2 separate regions of the Homo sapiens genome follow, and region 1 is linked to region 2. A link is an interaction called in ENCODE POLR2A ChIA-PET data of the cell type or tissue named here. Cell type or tissue: A673. All regions are shown on one strand. Each heading gives the region's core, and the rest is flanking DNA. Links, peaks and the distances in the headings are about the cores only.

Region 1 (6,701 bases), core at 760-5,759, 60 kb after region 2:
CAACATACTTACAGTGTAAACTATGGTAAATAAAAACTAAAAAAACACTTCCTTGAAAGTATTTTTTAACCAAACTTCACAAGGATGGATAGAATTAACACTATAAATTCTGCACAGAAAAAAAATAGTGCATACTAAATTGAGAACAGATGCACAGAAGTGCTATTTTTAGAAATTAAAAAATGGTAAAGATGATAATAGGCAGATCAGAAGTCCCACATATTTATCAGGGTTGTAAATAAAAACCCAGTTCAAAAACATGCATTACTAACTGGCTGTGTGATTTTTAGGCAAGTTACTTAACCTTTCTGTGACTGTTTGTTCTTGTAAAATAGGAATAATAGACTTATAGAACTGTAACGAGGAATGGATGAGTTAATATTTCTAAAGCATTTGGAATAGTGCTTGACACATAGTAAGTGCTATATGAGTGCTTCTTAAATAAGCAAAATAAAAGTATGTACCCAGAGGAAAATTACTTGGCAAACATACTTAGAATGTAGCAAGAAACCAGGATTTTATTAGCATAAGCTTCAGAACAACTCAAGTGTTGCTAAATTTACATTACATTACATATTAATGTAATAACTATTTTAATGTAATATGTATTTTAATATGTAATGTAATTACATATTAAATATGTATATAATTACTTTTAATATGTAATGTAATGTAACTACATTACATATTAAAAGTTTAGGGCTGGGCATGGTGGCTCCTGCCTGTATTCCCAGCACTTTGGGAGGCCAAGGTGGGTGGATCACCTGAGGTCAGGAGTTCAAGACCAGCCTGGGCAATACAGTGAAACTGCATCTCTACTAAAAAATACAAAAAAATTAGCCAGGCTTGGTGGCGTGTGCCTGTAGTCCCAGCTACTCAGGAGGCTGAGGAAGGAGAAATGCTTGAACCCAGGAGGTGGAGGTTGTGGTGAGCCAGGCTCTTGCCAGTGCACTCTAGCCTGGGCGACAAGAGCGAAACTAAAAAAAAAAAAAAAGTTTAGGCATTTATAGCACTGTGTTGCGCAGGGTTTATCTTCCTAAAATACAAATCCAAACTTATCACTTGCTTAAATAATCCTTTAGTAGTATCCATGGGTTTTAGGATGAAATCCAAATTCTTTTTATTTTTGAGATGGTGTCTCGCTCTGTCACCCAGGCTGGTGTGCAGTGGCATGATCTCGGCTCGCTGCAAGCTCTGCCTCCCAGGTTCACGCCATTCTCCGGCCTCAGCCTCCCGAGTAGCTGGGACTACAGGTGCCCGCCACCACGCCTGGCTAATTTTCTGTGTTTTTAGTAGAGACAGGGTTTCACCATGTTAGCCAGGATGGTCTCGATCTCCTGAACTCTTGATCCGCCCACCTCGGCCTCCCGGAGAGCTGGGATTACAGGCGTGAGCTGCCGCACCCGGCCGAAATCCAAATTCTTAAAACCTGGGTCCTCATTATATTTCTTAAAAAAATTGAGAAAAAATTCGGTTAACAAAGTTCATTTTGTTTGTTTGTTTGTTTTGTTTTTGAGACAGGGTCTCACTCTATCACCTAGGCTGGAATGCAGTGGTGCGATCCTGGCTCACTGCAACCTCCGCCTTCTGGGTTCAAGTGATTCTCATGCCTCACCACATGAGTAGCTGGGACTACAGGAGTGTGCCACCACGCCAGGCTAATTTTTTGTATTTTTAGTAGAGGTGGGGTTTTGTTATGTTGGCCAGGGTGGTCTCGAACTCCCGAGTTCCTTTTTATTGCAGAATAGTATTCCATTTTATGGATATATCACATTTTGTTTATCTATTCATTAGTTGATGGATATTTGTGTCATTTCCACATTTTGACTGTCATGAACAATGCTGCTGTGAACATTCATGTACAAGTTTTTGTATAGACAGATGTTTTCATTTCTCTTGGGTCTGTCTATACATAGGAGTGGAATTATTGGGTCATATGGTAACTCTATATTTAACTTTCTAAGAAACTGCCAAACTGCTTTCCATGATGGCTGCACCATTTTTTCATTTTTACCAGCAGTGTATGAAGGTTCAGATTTTTTCAAATTTTTTTGCCAGTACCTATCTGTCTTTTTAATAAAGCCATCCTAGTGGGTATGAATTGGTATTTCTTGTGATTTTGAGTAAATGTCTCTGATGACTAATGACATTGAGCATCCTTTCATGTGATTACTAGACAGTAGTATTAATATATCTTTGGAGAAATGCCTATTCAAGGCTTTTGTGAACTTTTTATGATGAAAAAATCTTAAAAATTATATATTTATCATGTACAACATGTTGTTTTGAAATATGTATACATTGGCTAATTTGAGCTTATTAATATATGCATTAACTTTTTTTGGTGAGAACGCTTAAAATCTATTTTCTTAGTGATTTTCAAGAATGTAATACATTGTTATTAATTTTTCTCACTTTAAAATTGGGTTATTAGGCCGGGTGGGCGCAGTGGCTCATGCCTGTAATCCCAGCACTTTGTGAGGCCGAGGAGGGCGGATCATTTGAGGTCAGGAGTTCAGGACCAGGCTGGGCAACATGGTGAAACCCCGTCTCTGCTAAAAATATAAAAATTAGCCAGGTGTGGTGGTGCATGCTTGTAATCCCAGCTGCTCAGGAGGCTGAGGCAGGAGAATTGTTTGAACCTAGGAGGGGGATGTTGCAGTGAGTCGAGATTGTGCATCTGTACTCCAGCCTGAGCAACAGAGTGAGACTCTGTCTCAAATAAATAAGTAAATAAATAAAATAAAATAAAATTGGGTTGTCGTCTTATTCTTGAATTGTAAGGGGGTAGTGTCATTTGATGCACAAATATTTTAATTTTGGTAAAAGCCAATTTATTTTTTCTTTGTTGCTCATGCTTTGGTGTCATATTTTAAAAACTATTGCCTAGCCCAGGGTCACAGAGGTATACCTATGTTTTTTTCTAAGAACTTTATAATCTTAGCTCTTACATTTAGGTATTTGATCCATTTTGAGCTAAATTTGTATATTGTGTGAGGTAAGAGCCTAACAGCTTCATTGTTTTGCATGTGCATATCTAGTTGCCTGAGCACTATTTGTTGAAAAGACTTGTTTCCCCCATTGAATGGTCTTGGCACTCTTGTCAAAAATTAATTGGGCATAGATGTATGGCTTTTTTTTTTTTTCTTCTGGACTCTCAGTTCTATTCCATTTATCTGTATGTCTATCCTGTGTCAATACCATATTGTGTTATTACTGTAGCTTTGTAGAAGTTTTGAAATTAGGAAGCGTGAGCCTTCCAACTTTTTTTCTTCTTTTGTAGGATTGTTTCGGCTATTTAATGTCTCTTGAATTTTTATATAAATTTTAGGAACAGCTTCTCAATTTCTACAAAGAAGTCAGCTGTGATTTTAGTAAGAATTATGTTGAATCTGTAGGCTAATCTGAGGAGTATTACCATCTTAATAATATTAAATATTTTTGTCCATGAACATGGGATGTCTTTTTATTTTTTTTAGATCTTTATTTCAACAATTATTTTAAAAATTTATTTATAAGTATTCCATTCTTTTTTAATCATTGTTTTTTAAGTGTTAATAAAATTATGGAAATAATTTGAAGAAAGGTTTGTCAAAATTTAGGAAAGCTCTTATTTATTAAATTTCTGTTTTATTTATTTAAATTTATTTATTAAATTTCTGTTTTTAAGGGATGGGGTCTCATTCTGTCACCCTGGCTGCTGGAGTGCAGTGGCATGAGCATGAATCACTGTAGTCTTGAACTCCTGGGCTAAAGCAATCCTCCTGCCTCAGCCTCCTGAGTAGCTGGGACTACTCAGTGTTTACAGGTGTATAACACCATGCCCAGCTAATTAAAAAAAAAAAAAAATTGTAGGGATGGATTCTTCTCTGTTGCCCAGGCTGATCTTGAACTCTTGGCCTCAAGTGATCCTCCCATCTCATTCTTCCAAAATGCTGGGAATACAGGTATGAGCCTCAAGGCCTAGCTGAGCTTTTGTATTTAAACACAAGATTATGCATGTGTTAAGGGAAAGAAACCTAGCATATGATAAAATCTGTAAAATATTAGAATCAGTCATAGATCTAAAGCTGCAGTAAACAATAAAGAACATCTAGTGAAGTCCAGTTTTGCTTAAATAGTTATACTGGATGGTAAGCTTCTTAAGGGCATTGACTATACCTTGCATTTTTGTAACACCTGGCACAAATGCTTTGTATTTGAAAGGTTCTTGATATTTATTGAATGAAAGAGTAAATGAATGAATCCTACATCCAGAAAAGAAGGAAGGAAGGGTTTTGGAAGTTTGAGGATTGTGCTCTAGTTATATGTAACCTACAAGTAGCAAGTTTCAGTTGGAATAATAATAATTGCATTAAAATAACTGCAAATGGGGAACTAGGCCTTTAAAGAGTTGGGGCCAGTTGCGGTGGCTCACACCTGTAATCCTAGCACTTTGGAAGGCTGAGGTGGGCAGATCACTTGAGGTCAGGAGCTTAAGACCAGCCTGGCCAACATGATGAAACCTCATCTCTACTAAAAATACAAAAAATTAGCTGGGCATGGTGGTGCGCACCTTTAATGCCAGCTACTCGGGAGGTTGAGGCAGGGGAATCGTTTGAACCCTGGAGGTGGAAGTTGCAGGGAGCTGAGATCGTGCCACTGCACTCCAGCCTGGGAGATACAGCAAGACTCTGTCTCAAAAACAAAATAATAATAATTGGAACTATTTAATCTGTAAAGATAAGAATTTAGATAAATAAGATGAAAATTGAGGTGTATTTGTTCTGTGTCTCTTTTTTTTTTTTTTGACAGAGTGTTACTCTGTCATCTGGACTGCAATGCAGTGAGTAGGGTGCAGTGGTGCCATCTCGGCTCACTGCAGCCTCCGCCTCCCAGGTTCAAATGATTTTCATGCCTCAGCCTCCTGAGCAGCTGGGACTACAGGTGCATGGCACCACACCTGGCTAATTTTTTGATTTTTTAGTAGAGACAGGGTTTCACCATGTTGGCCAGGCTGGTCTCGAATTCCTGACCTTAAGTAATCCACCTGCCTCGGCCTCCCTCGGTCTTGCTATATATAGCAAGACACCATCTCTACAAAAAATAAAAAAATTAGCTGGGCATGGTGGCATGTGCCTGTTGTCCCAATTACTCAGGAGCCTCAGGCGGAGGATCCCCTGAGGCCAGGATGTCGAGGCTGAGTGAGCTATGATTGTACCACTGCACTCCAGTCTGGGTGACAGAGTAAGACCCTGTCTCAAAAATAAAATTTATTTTGGTGGTGGATGCACAGCTGTGACTCTGCTGAAAGCCACTGAATTGTGTGCTTTAAGTAGGTAAATTGTATGATATGTGAATTATATCTCAATAAAATATGTATATATATACATGTATATATATTCACAAATATAAATGTATTGGAAGGGTTTAAACAGATGGCAAGTGCTGTCAAAACAGAGTAGAATTTATGTTTTTATTTTTTATTTTTTGAGGTGGAGTCTCGCTCTGTCGCCATGCTGGAGTGCAGTGGCATGATCTCAGTTCACTGCAACCTCTGCCTCCCGGGTTGAAGCGATTCTCCTGCCTCAGCCTCCCTAGTAGCTGGGACTACAGGCAGATGCCACCACGCCCAGCTAATTATTATTATTTTTTTTTGTATTTTTAGTAGAGATGGGGTTTCACCATGTTGGCCAGGATGGTCTTGATCCCCTGACCTCATGATCCACCTGCCTCGGCCTCCCAAAGTGCTGGGATTACTGGTGTGAGCCACGGCGCCCAGCCCAATTTTTTTTTTTTTAATTGTGTGGGGCTGTCTCTCATAAAAGTAGTTTTCTTCATGCATTGCTGGTGGTAATGTAAAATGGTGCAGCTGTTGTGAAAAACAGGTGGTTCCCCCAAAAAAGTTAAACATAGAATTATATGATCCAGCAATTTCACTTATAGGTATATACCCCCAATAATTGAAAGCAGGGACTCAAACAGATACTAATGCACTAATGTTCCTAGCAGCATTATTTACAATAGCCAAAAGAAGATGGAGACAACCCAGGTGTCTTTCAACAGATGAATGGATAAATTCCAAAATGTGGTATATAAGTACAAGGGAATATTATTCACCCTTAAGAAGGAATGAAGTTCTGTTACATGCCACAGTATGAATGACCCTTGAAAACATACGCAAAGTGAAATAAGCCAGACAGAAAAGGACAAATATTGTATGATTCCATTTACATCAGGTAACCAGACACATGAGATACTTAAAATAGGCAGAGAAAGAAAGTAGAATATTGTCTAGAAAGTAGAATATTGGTTACCAGGAGCTGGGGGTTGGGGAGGAATGGGAAACTATAGTTAAATGGGTACAGAGTTTGTTTGGAGTAATGAAAAAGTTCTGGAAATGAATAATGGTAATGGTTGCACAATGTCGTGCATAGATTTAATGCCACTGAATTGTGCACTTAAAAATAGTTAAAATGGTAAATTTTATGTATAATTTACTGCAATTAAAAATGCTTTCAAAAAACAAGAAATTTTTAAGAGTAAGATGCACTACTTTTTTTTGTAAAGTTTGTGAGACATAATTGTGTGGTATGTGGAAAGGAGAATATTTTCATTTTTGCATTTAAAAGAATATAGTGTTTTAGTTGTCTGTCATTTATGGTTTTCTTCCTTCTGTTTTCAGAGAGTGTGAATTTCTGACTTTCTATGTGGGACCCAAA
Region 2 (6,701 bases), core at 584-5,583:
AGTGCAGTGGCATCATCACAGCTCACTGCAGCCTCAAACTCCTGAGCTTAAGCCATTCTCCAGCTTCAGCCACCGGAGTAGCTGGGACTACAGGGACACAGCACCACTCCAGGCCAATTTTTATATTTTTTGTAGAGATGGGGTTTCACCCTGTTGCCCAGGCTGGTCTCTAACTCCTGGGCTCAAGCGATCTACCCGCCTCAGCCTCCCAAAGTGTATTTGTATTTTTGCGTGTCAGTCTGCTTCCATAGAATGTAAAGTCCGTGAGGGCAAGGACTTTTGTCTGTTCTGTTCACAGCTGGGTCTCCTAGAACAGCGTCTGGCATACATAGGTGCTCAATAATTATTGCACAAATGAATGATGATTTCAAAATGTCCTGCGAGGTGTTAACAGACTAGAGGAAGTCAGTCAGTTAAGGGAGAGCTCAGAGTGGGCTGCAGATATCTGGAAGGGGGTGGAATTTCCTTCAGTCTTTAGAGAATGGGGGGTCCTTGGAAAGGTGAGAAGAAAGGGAGACTCATTTGCACAGTGATTAAGGGTGTGGGCTTTTGGACTTGGTGGCTCACACTTGTAATCCCAGCACTTTGGGAGGCTGAGGCGGGCAGATCACCTGAGGTCAGGAGTTTGAGACCAGCCTGACCAACATGGAGAAACCCCATCTCTACTAAAAATACAAAATTAGCTGGGCATGGTGGCACATGTCTGGAATCCCAGCTACTTGCTTGAACCCTGGAGGTGGAGATTGCGGTGAGCCGAGATCGCACCATTGCACTCCAGCCTGGGCAACAAGAGCAACACTCTGTCTCAAAAAAAAAGAAAAAAAAAAAGAGTGTAGGCTTTGTAGTCAGCAGCCTGGGTCCAAGTCCCGCCTCAGCTATGCACAAGGCACCTAATTTCTCTGGGCCTCAGTTTCCATATCTATAAAATGGATCTAACCATAGCACCTACCTCATGGGGTGTTTGTTTTCTTAAAGGATCCAGTGAAATACTTTATATATAATGTCTAGGCAAGGGCAGAGTACTTAGGAAGACTTTGCTCAAAAAGTTGTAGTTATCACTACATAGAACTTAGGATACTTAAGAGCTAGGACTTCATGTCAAAGGTATCATGGAACCTCTCAAACAGGGAACAGAGAGATGGAGCTAGTTTAGACTTAAGAGGAACAGCCCCTAATGGGTATAACAGTTTCTGTCTCACAACTATCAGTTTCTGGCCTCAGCCACCTGGGTTGAACCCAATTCCCATCTCACATTAGTTAAGATGGCTTTGCTTACAAGAAAATAAGGAATCAAAATTAGGCACAAACATGGCATGAGGCCTCTTCTGGGGACCAAGTAGCTGCCTGTCGCTGATGCAATCAGAGTAAAGAGAAATGATTCAGTTCAATCCTGCCACCAACCTCAGGATTTTGGCCAAGTGCAGGTTTGGGGTTGGTTGGTGGGTTATTTTTTCCCTTCCTGATTTGAAAGACTGACTTTGTGTTTCAAAAAGGCACTTTCTTTATGCAGAGAAACTCTGTGGTGAGGTTTTGCTGAGCTCGGTCTGGGGTGGACTACCTTTGCTTATGTCTGGGGAGAGAATGAAATCTAGTGCCCCTAATTTTTCTTTCCCTTCCACCCAGTAAAGACACAGAGCTGAAAGGTGTCTTTCAAAAGGGCTGGAGACAAGGGAGCTGACTCCCAGGTAAAAGGACACTGTACAGGAGACTGCCAGAGAAGTGGCTTCTTGTTTGTTAGCATGGGTTTGTGGTGAGGAGGTCTGTGAAGCCTTCCCCCAGAGTACCCGGGACTAAACAGAACAAATACAACCTCTATTTGTTCATCTCTCCCCTGGCTTTAGATGGTGCTTTATGGCCAGGGTTATGGGGATCAGCTGAAATCCAGGCTGATGTTTATTCCTGGGATTGCAAAGACAGACAAATACCTCTCTGTCCTTTCATTTACCAGGCCAGGAGGGCAGGAGACATTTTTGATCAAGCAGGCAGGCAGTGAAGAGTTATTTTTTAGGTGCCCACTGTGTCCCTGTTGCTGAGCCACGTAAGTATAAATAGAAAAAGTACAAGATTCAGGCTTCAGCCCTGAAGACACATAAAATCCAGTTAATAGGAGGAGGCTTGGTGGGCAAAACAAACTCAAGAGAACCTGTTAACAAACAGTGATGTGAGTTAGGAAGAATTAAACGAGGTAAGCGAGGAGGAAGATGAGCAGGAGATGGCGGGGGGTGGTGCAGCTCTTGGAGGAAACTTCACAGGGAAGGTTTGTAAGACAATAAGCAACATATACTCTGGTTTCTCTTCAAAACGAATACATCTTTCCCCTTTTACAATAAGTAACATGGCTACAGAAAGCACATCTGTTTTTTTCCCCACTGTAGCCCAGCGCTTAGCATAATGTCTGACACACAGTGGGCATTCAGTAAATGTCTGAAGAATGGATGGAGAAGGAGGGGGCTGATTTAAGAAGGATAAGTAGGTGAAGAAGAGGGAGGAGGGCATTCCAGCATGAGGAAAGGCCCAGAGAAATGAGCCGGATGCCTTGGTGAGACTGGTTTAACCACAGTGGAGGGTGTGGAGTAAGGAGTAGTGGGTAATGAGGTTAGATACGGGGCCAGATGGGGGAAGGCTGGAAAGCCAGGCAGAGAAATTTAGAGGAGATGAACATTCCTTCATTCTTTCATCAAGCTTTTATTGAGCACATGCTACGCTCTAGGCACAGAGGCAAGGGAAAGTAGTGGAGACAGAAAGATGAAAAAAAGACATGACCATCTGTTGGGGATAGGCAGAATATCTATCTTTTATTGTAATAACTGTGATAATCATAATATGGGCAAAATATTTTGATATTCTAATCAATTAAGTTGCATGAAACTGAGGCCGTACCAAACTTGCTCAAATAAATTGGGAGTTTATTGAAAGGTGCATCAGACATCCAAGGCTAAGACATGGATTCAAAAGAGACCTGGTAAATTGGGCACCGACCCTCCTCCTTCTCTCCTTTCCTCTCTTGCGATCATGCCTCATGGATGGTCTCTTACTTCTGCTCTTTTCTGTACATAGGCTTCATCCTCTGGCTTATCTCTCTTATTAGGATTTTACCTGGTGCAAGCTTGACATCTTAATGCCACAATACTCTCCTGCTCCAGGCCCAACCTTCCTCATTCACTCTCTGAACTATTTAAGTCAGACTCTGAAGGACAAAGAAGCCGATTGGCTCAGTTCAGCCCATGGGCTGGGTCAGGTGATCACTCAGAACCAATCAGCTGTGGCCAAGAAGAAAATCATGTGATTAAAATATGGCTGCCTAAGCCTACCAAGAATTCTGGATGAAGGTCAATTACAAAGAAGGGGTGTGCACCAGGAGACAACAATAGACAAGCTTAATTCCCACAGGTTAACAATGCAGGGAGCAAATCAATTCACTTGGGTTGGGTTACCCCAAGGTAAGGGAGAAGGCCTGATTTAAAGGTCCGATTTAGTCCTGGGGTGGGAGGAAAGACGTTCCTGCTGTCGATGAAAGCGGCATTCTACAGCCACTAGACTGGCTGCAGCTCTTTCAAAGAATTGAAAACATCGAGAAACTGAAGGGACCCAGACCATCCAGAAAGCTTTTGCCTAATCCAGAACGGAGAGTTTAGAGATAAGTCCTTTTTTAAAAATGTAGCTTTTTGGTTGTTAAGGGCAGAATCTGCTTCTCACTTGTTGCTATAACCTCTGGCCACATAGGCTCATTGTAGAAACTCACTACGCATTTGTTCAATTGAGTTTAAGTCCTCTAAAACCCAGACAATCAACAAACATGTTGCTATTTGTATTCTGTTAGAAACAGAGTCTAGACTAGGAACACAAAACAAAACAAAACAAAAAATCAAAACATGATTTTTCTGATTACTGATGCAGGACTCGGGTCACTGGATGCAGATTTGATGAGAAGTAAAAATGCAGCAGCGGGAGAGTCTGAGGCAAGGTGCCTGGCGGAGAGCTAGATAAACAGATAGTGCTGTGCCCGGTGGCTCCAGGGGCAGATCAAAGCCGGATTTCCCAGCACAGGTAGCAAGCATGGCAGGAATCTGGGAGACCTCTCACCCAGTCCCCAACCCACGCTCACAGATGGAAAGCCACACCATTATTGGTCACACCTTTGCGCATTGCCAGCACGCAGGCGTTTGTGACAAATCTTTTATAGTCTAGTATATAGCTCTCTCAGATAGGCAGCTGTGATATGATTGGGCCCTGTGATTTCTGGCTAGGCCGCCTGGGTTCAGTTCACAGCTGATGTCGGGCCCACTTGGCAAGCGTCTCAACTACTTAACTGCTTTGTGTCTTAGTTTCCAAATTTGTAAAACAGGGAGAATAAACTCCCTTAGGGGGTTGTTGAGGGGATTAAGTGAGATAATATGTATTTATGCACATGCATGTAATATGCAAAGCAATGAAAATAGTGTCTGGCGCATTGTAAGCAATTATGGTTACTATCACTGCTACCAAAAAAACTAGACTACAGAGAAGAGCTTCCAACCTGGAGGACTCTAAAGATCATTAAAACCCACAGAGAGTGACCTGTTGGTAGATATGATTTGGGCCTGCTTGAAACCCATCCCTCCTTTCTTCTGGGAACAGACCCTAGATAGGCCCAGGAACAGAAATTCTTTCCTAGGATTTTTCCAACTAGTAGAAAAAAGTGTACTCCCTCTCTCCACAACATTTCCACCTTTTGGGTTTCAAATAGTAAGGATGTCAGCTCAGAGCTGCCTTTGTTCATTTCCCCTTCCCTGTGGAGTAGCTGGCCTGAGAGAATGAAGCCGATTTGCAGAGAACCTGGAACAGAATTCTGGCTTGAGCAGAACTGGAGTTTCTGAATCCAGTTGACCGTGGATCCAGATACCCACTCCCACTGGTCTGTAATTTGATTACAGAAGTCATTAAATCAGTCTCTCTCCTGAAACTACTTTAGATTCGGTTTCTATTACTTGCAACTAGAATTTGTGCTTGAGGGTCAATTCAAGATGAAAACAGCGGAGTTTTAATTTTTTTTTTTTTACGTTGAACACCACCACCACTAAGTTTTATGGCAAACAGTGTAAAGTCTCACTGTTTACATTACTTTGTTTATTAAGTAAGAGCACAAGTAAGAAAATTGATGGTGTTTTGCCCAGGCGCGGTGGCTCACACCTGTAATCCCAGCACTTTGGGAGGCCGAGGTGGGTGGATTGCCTGAGGTCAGGAGTTCGAGACCAGCCTGGCCAAGATGGTGAAACCCCGTGTCTACTAAAAATACAAAAATTAGCAGGGCATGGTGGTATGCACCTGTAATCCCAGCTACTCGGGAGGCTGAGGCAGGAGAATTGCTTGAACGGGGAGGTGGAGGTTGCAGTGAGCCGAGATTGTGCCACTGCACTCCAGCCTGGGCAACAGAGCGAGATCCGTCTCAAAAAAAGAAGAAGAAAATTGATGGTGTTTTGTAGCCACTAAAATATTCCTATCTTGGAACATTTGGAAAGGAGTAACCCAGGGTCAGCTTTTAAAAGTTTCGTCTCTTAAGTTTTTGTTTGTTTGTTTTTTAGAGACGGGGGTCTCCCGCTGTTGCCCAGGCTGGCCTCTGGAGTGGCTGGGCCTATAGGCACATGCCACCAAACCGGATAATTTTAAGAAAAAAATTTTTATAGAGACAGGAGTCTCCCAATGTTGCCCATGCTGGTCTCAAACTCCTGGCCTCAAGCAGTCCTCCCACCTTGGCCTCCCAAGTAGCTGGGATTACAGGTGAGAGCCATTGTGCACGGCCATCTCTTAAATTTGTAAGCTCTTCAAAGGCTAGAGTACATTTACCTCAAGGGTTGCAAACTCTAATGCTACAGGAGCCAGGCAGGTAATACCTGGAGTGAAGTGGACGGGTGTATGTAAGACAAGGAGTGATGGGGACTGTGGCAAAGCAGTGAGTGCTTGATCCATCGGGGAGAAGCTGCTACCGCTCAACACCAGCCAATTGTTTCCATGTGCAAAATTTGGGTGCAGAGTTACCAAGCTGTCCAGTTTTTAAGAGATTCTGGACATTTGGAATATTTCATGAGAAATCCTCTCAGTTGTGAATGTTGGTTATGAATTCGGCTTTAAGAAATGATCATGTAAGAAGGGTGACCAACCATCCCGGTTTGTCCAGGACTGAGTTGTTTCCTGTGATGTCTAGGATAAGGGGTTTCCTGGGATGTGGAACTTTCTTTCTCTTTTCTTTTCTTTCTTTCTTTTTTTTTTTGAGACGGAGTTTTGCTCTTGTTGCCCAGGCTGGAGTGCAATGGCGCGATCTCGGCTACCGCAACCTCCGCCTCCTAGGCTCAAGCGATTCTTCTGCCTCAGCCTCCTGAGTAGTTGGGATTCCAGGCATGCGCCACCACGCCTGGCTAATTTTTTGTGTTTTTAGTAGAGACGGGGTTTCTCCATGTTGGTGAGGCTGGTCTCGAACTCCCGAGCGCAGGTGATCTGCCCACCTTGGCCTCCCAAAATGCTGGGATTACAGGCGTGAGCCACTGCGCCCGGCTGGGATGTGGAACTTCCACTGCACATAAGGATGAGTTGGTCACCCTATGTGTGGGCCAAATAGAATTAACATGAGACCGCTGGCTCATACACAATGGTCTCATTTCACCCCAGTGAAGTATCTGTGCCCTCTAGGTCGCTATCTCCACAATCCACTTTATAGAGACTTCTAC

Evidence for each region. Peaks named below come from ENCODE experiments on the same cell type or tissue, not always from the same donor. Only the 100,000 strongest peaks of a DNase experiment are listed, where the experiment ranks them.
Region 1: POLR2A ChIA-PET joins it to region 2 with 15 read pairs; 8 of 35 experiments call an interaction of 5 or more read pairs at or near these places.

What each region holds. Positions count from the first base shown.
Region 1 is chr16:69,579,546-69,586,246 of GRCh38, forward strand. All of the region lies in intron 2 of NFAT5 (nuclear factor of activated T cells 5), which reads left to right. Among named protein-coding and RNA genes, the nearest start is that of NFAT5, 17 kb to the left of the region's middle. In A673, for the core only: no CTCF peak of the experiment used is centred there; no DNase peak of the experiment used is centred there.
Region 2 is chr16:69,519,691-69,526,391 of GRCh38, forward strand. It overlaps LOC105371325 (a long non-coding RNA gene), which reads left to right and starts at 2,985. Exons shown (of 3, transcript XR_933697.3): 1 at 2,985-3,390; 2 at 3,898-4,047; 3 at 4,781-4,867. RefSeq lists an enhancer at 3,221-4,420. In A673, for the core only: no CTCF peak of the experiment used is centred there; a DNase peak (open chromatin) is centred at 3,241.